Linked DNA regions of Mus musculus: region 2 is linked to region 1. The links are chromatin contacts, found by Hi-C in ENCODE. All regions are on one chromosome and are shown on one strand. The core of a region is the stretch at or near the end of the contact, and the rest is flanking DNA. Distances in the headings are between cores, read along the strand shown.

Region 1 (2,737 bases), core at 141-2,640:
CCAGCTACATGTAGCCTTCCTTCTTTATACAATCAACTCTGGACTGAGTCAGTTAAATGGTGAATGTCAGATTGCACTGATAATTTGCATAATTTTCTGCCTCTCCTAAACTGGGTCCAGCCTCTCCACAGGCAGATGGCTCTCACTGCCAAAGCGTTTTTCGGGCTCAGATTGCCTTTGCAGAATGCAATGGATGCCAAATTCAAAGCCACTGGATTTGGTAGAAATCATTAAGGACGTATCTGGCTGTGTGTGAGAACAGCCATTTTAGTCAGGAGATTCTCAGGAAATTCCTAGGTTTGGAAACACTAGAACCCAAGGAACACTAGACATGGTAACAGACAACAAAGGGACTGGGGACTGAGACCTAAGAAACACTAGGCATAGCTCTTGCACATAGGCCATGAGCCCTGAACTGGTTTTTCTCAGGCTGAACTTAGCACAATGGAGAAAGGAGCTTCCAAGGCCAAGGACTTATCCTCTAGTCCCCAGAGTTTATGATCCCATTTCTAGACTGTAACGTTGTTTTGACTAAATTTTCTGGACCTCCTTCCAGAGTCACCATGAGCCTTGCACAAGTGCTTGCATGCACAGACACACCACACACACACACACACACACACACACACACACACACCACATAAAGCACACATACACACACATGTACCACACACAAGCAGACACACACCACACACACACATACCACACAAGCACACACACACACCACACACACATACACACACCACACACACATACACACACCACACAAGCATACACACCACACCCCCACACACACACACACCACACAAACACATACCACACACACCACACAAATACCACACACACACACACTACTTCTGGTCACTACAGAGTGTCCAATGCTGCTTCCAGCTCCACCACCAGGCCACAAAGGATGCTGAGGTATGTGTGTCTGTAGAAGAAAACAGAAGCCTCTGGGAGACAGACACAGAGAAAGGACCAGGCTCTGTCTAGACTTCACAATGAAGCTAAAATTTCACACAACATTAAAAAGAAAAACATGAGCATCATGGAGACCTCCAAAGAGACTGTCACCCTCGGTGTCCCCTTCTTCACCGGAGGTGACACTACTAAGACGAAGAAGAGAGCTTTCCTTTCCTATGTGATCTTTCCATTTCCTTCCCAGTATTGGTCGCCATTGTCTTCCCGGTTTTAAAAGCAAGCTCTGGCCTTCTCACGAGACTGTCTCCTTAGTTCTTTGCCTGCCAGACACTGGCCCTTGCTGGAAAACAACAGCCCTCATCTAAGCCCTCATTTCTCTGACTTGCTAGCTGCGTGTGAATAATGTCAGCTTCTTCCTGTCTGCCATGAGCCCTTGCCACCTGATCTGTGAAATCCCTCAGTTCACCTCGGCATCGCAGTGACCCTCGGAGGAGCAGTGGGGACTCTGTCACTCTCTTCTATTCCACAGGAATAAAAATTCAGGACCAACCCAGATTGCCTTCCAGATGGGGACGAGATAAAAGGGTTTGAATGCAGTCACATGGCTAAATTAAGAAGCAGATAGAAATAGAACAAAATGAAGCTGGGGCTGAGAGTTGGGGAGCAAATACTTTGTGGGCGAGCCAGAACTCAGTGATGCAGGCCTCTGCTGCCTGAGATCTAATTTGCAATGCCACAAAGAATTCTCTGGTTCAGATTTCCTTTGCTCCTCACTTTCTGTTCCCAGTCAGAAGCCACTGAAGCTGGCTAAGATCCCAGACAGGGCAGGCCTTTAGATCTTAAGAAGAGAGGGACCTCTAGTGTTGAGTTACTTGTCTACTGCTCGCTGTTGCTGTTCACCCCCATATTTACCTCTTACCTTGTGATTATTAGAGTTTCTTTGAAGGCTAGTATTCATTTAAATGTTAAAATTTAAATTTAAATTTAAATTTAAAATGTTAAAAGTGGGTTTTTCTCCCTTCCTGGAAAACTAAGAAAATTGAGAATGGGTAAATATAAGCCAACATACTAGTTTAAAGAAGACTTGAGCAAAATGTCACGTGATTAAAAAGTATTATTAGACACCTATAAGGTGCTCAGTAGTTAAGAGCACTTGCTGCTCTTCCAGAGGACCTGGGTTCAGTTCTCAGCACTCACATCAGGAGGCTCACAACCATCTGTGACTCCAGCTGCAGGGGATCCAACACCCTCTTCTGGACTCTGCCATCATCAGCGATACACGTGGTACACATACACATGTGCAGGCAAATACTCAAATGTAGGAAATAAAAATAATAGATTTTTTAAGCATCCATTAAACCTTTGACCTTAGCATAGGGACTAAAAGCCATTTCAATAAGTCTGGAACATGAAAATATAATCATAATACCAGTTTTTCAGTAGGTTCCGGAAAGCACCGATCCCGCTCTCTGTCAGGCTGAATGTGGGTTTGTGTAGGCCACAGCTAGGAAACATAAACAAAGGAAGGTGTGGCAGTTCCTCCTTCCTGGCGGTGATTCTCGGTTGTTGATTCATCCGAATACTTCGCAAAGTATCTTCTGTGACCAGATCCAATCAGATGCACCTGGTCCAAGGATTCACAGAAGGGGATGGTATCATTGTGGCTCAGAGGTCACTGTTAGCTTTCTGCCACTAGCATAAATATCTGAGATGATCTACTTACAAAGAGGAAAGAAAAGCTCCATTTACAAAGATATATTTAGGTTTGGGGGTCTGCATTGGTTACTATTGCTCTAGGGTCTGTTGCATCTAGTCC
Region 2 (2,737 bases), core at 104-2,603, 410 kb before region 1:
TGAGCTGGGATTACAGACAAATGCTATCACTCCCAGCCCTTTCCATGGGAACTGGAAATTGAACTCGGCTCCTGGAGCTTCCATGGCAAGCACTTCACTAACTGAGCCATCTCCCCAGCTCAGCCATGTGACTCTCTACAAGATGCTTATGATAAGATCTTCTTCCTGTCCTGATCGTAAGCTGATAGCTTCGTGCTCAGAGCTAGAGAGCATTGGTCTTTTTAATGGTTTCAGCTGTGTGTGGACACCACAGGGCTTATTGTCAGTGAAGTCCTTGGTGCTGTTTCCTAGCAGCTGAAAATGCATACATCTCTCCTCTCTCCTGCTCACTCTGCCCTTCCAGCCTGCAGCAGTTCCCTCTAGAGGTTCATTCTGTCACCAGCAGATTACCCATTCTGCCTGGCTTTGTGTCATCTGCCTGACAATGTCACTGAGCAGAGGAGGGATCCCAATGAATGAGACAGTCACTCTGAAGTGTGCCCGACCTTGCTCACCTCTTTCAGCCTGCCCATCCCCCAGATTCTCTTTGCGCTGTGCTCATGTGTCTTCTAGGATCTGTCTTTGGGCTCAGCTGTTTGGCTCATGAAGACCACTGTAGGTGTGTGTATGTGTATGTGTGTGTGTGTGGGGGGGGGGGCTTGCTTCTGTCTCAACATGCTGACTGTTTCTTTCCTGTTGGGATTGTGGAATCCTGGGTTTCTATTTAATTCTGGAACTACTCTCAGTAGCTCCCCAGGGCTTCATCTGACCCCACACCTTACACAACTTCTTTTTACATCCTCCTTCATGATGTCTTGCCTCTGAGCACTGCTACGCTAACCTTCAGTTCAGGTCTGCTGTTAGGAGGTTCCATGAAAATAACACAGGGGGAAGGGAGGCTTCTTATAGCAAACACCGCTATCTCAGCCCTCATGGTTCACTTAGGAAGATAATACACGGCGCAGAGGCGGCGGAGGGCGGGGCCCCCGTCATTGATACATTGGTATCAAAGGCAAGGTGGATTAGAGGTCTTCTCTATCACAGACCTGTAAGGAAATCCTAGTTGAGAAAGAAGGTGGTGGGGACTCATCCCCTTAACCCCTATAGTCTTGTCACCACCTCTTCAAAGCCACTTTCTTGGAGTGCCCCTAGAACTTGAAATCTCTTTCCTCTCACAGCTGATCTTCCTGTCACAGTTGGCTCCCAGTGTCATCTTCTTCCCACAGGATCTGCTGCTGGCTCTCAAAGGGTATTTCCACGGGGGAGGGAAGGGTATCTAATGTGATTGCTGCTGGCCAGCTTCCCATCCATTGTCCAACTGTTCTTCATTGGTCTGGGCAGCTAGCCCCATGCATGCACAACATGAGGCGGCTTATCAGCACCATTTCCCACACAGGACTGGCGAGTCCAGCGGTGTGCTGTCACCTGCTGTAGGAGAACAAAGGCCTTCTCCCCCCATCTTCTTCCCCAGAGTGCTGGGAATCAGGCCAGCTTCATTCTGTGTTTTCAAACATGCTAGTTTCTGTGGCAGCTTTTATAATGATTATCTCCCGAGAGTCTTGGCCTCAAAACACTTTATTTATTGAGGGTGGAAAAAAATTCACCCTTTTTAACCATTAAAACCAAGAAGGTATAGTTTTACTGGAATGTTTTCCCTTGTGGGAAAATCTCTCCTTTGCCGCTTGAGGGGAGCCATTGGCCATAGTGTGCACTGACTGGATGGGACCAGCCTATGGCAGAGAGCCAGGGCTCATAGGTCAGATACACAGGTATTTTCTAGAACGTGTTTTGTGCTATCTTTCTAAGTCCATAAATTCAGCCCCTGGGCATACATTGCTTTGTGAGACTTGTACTCTTCCACGTGAGTAAGTCCAGTTATTCCCTGGGAGAGCGAAGGTGACATTCTCAGGGAGGAAGAGAAGAGCAGAAATGTCTCTGGAGTGGGTGGCACTGTGACTGTGTGGCACACACAGTAAGTATAAAATAGTAACGTGTTGCTGGCAGCAGGGAGAGTATTTATAGCAGAGACCTAAGGATGACTGGGGAGGAAAAACCCTCTGAATAGTGACTGGCGGAGAGGCTCCAAGCTGATGTTTTGTCTAAAAGATATTCTTATTTCTGCCTGAGACCTGGAAGCTACAGGATCACCAAGACAGAATATTTGTGCTGGTCATAGATCATGAGCAAGTCACACTTCCTATAGCTCCGCCTCACACAAGATGGGAAGAACATGGCCGAGAGAGAAGTGCTTGGTAGCCTAGTGGATGCGTGTTTCACTGCTACGGCAGAATCCTCAGGAGGAAGGGGCACACACACATACACACACACACACACACACACACACACACACACACACACACACACACGGGTGGGAGGCTGAGAACCTGAGAACACCACCACTGTCTGTATGTTGGTGACATACACGTGGTATGGGCACATGGCCTGGGGAAGGTACAGTGGACCTGAGAAGGACTCAGTCAGAAATCGTAGACTCTGGTCGAGGGAAATGGAATGGGGTTAGAATTTGGTGTGTCACCTGAAGCATCTGCAATTGTTTAGAGATCAAAGGTCCTTATTAGCAAGGGAATCAACTTGCCAATGAGGTATCTCAAGTACTTTAAATCTTTTAACTTTATAACTGTGACTAGTGAACTCCATAGGCTGGGCTCAGTGCCTCGAGATACATCTTTTGGTTGGTGAGAATTCTCAAGCTTTTTATATTACTCTTCTCATTACTGTGACTGAATAGCAGGCATGA

Evidence for each region. Hi-C counts contacts between places; a loop is a spot of excess contacts on that map.
Region 2: a map of left cerebral cortex shows a loop between it and region 1 (4-fold over the local background). The contact joins two enhancer-like sites. A Hi-C loop is called at or near these places in 9 of 37 maps with a recorded cell type or tissue (Patski, adrenal gland, heart and 1 more).

What each region holds. Positions count from the first base shown.
Region 1 is chr2:3,815,242-3,817,978 of GRCm38, reverse strand. It overlaps Gm36031 (a long non-coding RNA gene), which reads right to left. Exons shown (of 5, transcript XR_373951.3): 4 at 2,351-2,545. Among named protein-coding and RNA genes, the nearest start is that of Gm36031, 8.8 kb to the right of the region's middle. Within about 2 kb of position 1,390, at least 1 of the 3 ENCODE cell types and tissues checked has a DNase peak (open chromatin) inside an H3K27ac peak, as active enhancers do.
Region 2 is chr2:4,226,352-4,229,088 of GRCm38, reverse strand. The region is part of intron 1 of Frmd4a (FERM domain containing 4A); the gene reads right to left. Among named protein-coding and RNA genes, the nearest start is that of Gm39752, 20 kb to the left of the region's middle. Within about 2 kb of position 1,353, at least 1 of the 3 ENCODE cell types and tissues checked has a DNase peak (open chromatin) inside an H3K27ac peak, as active enhancers do.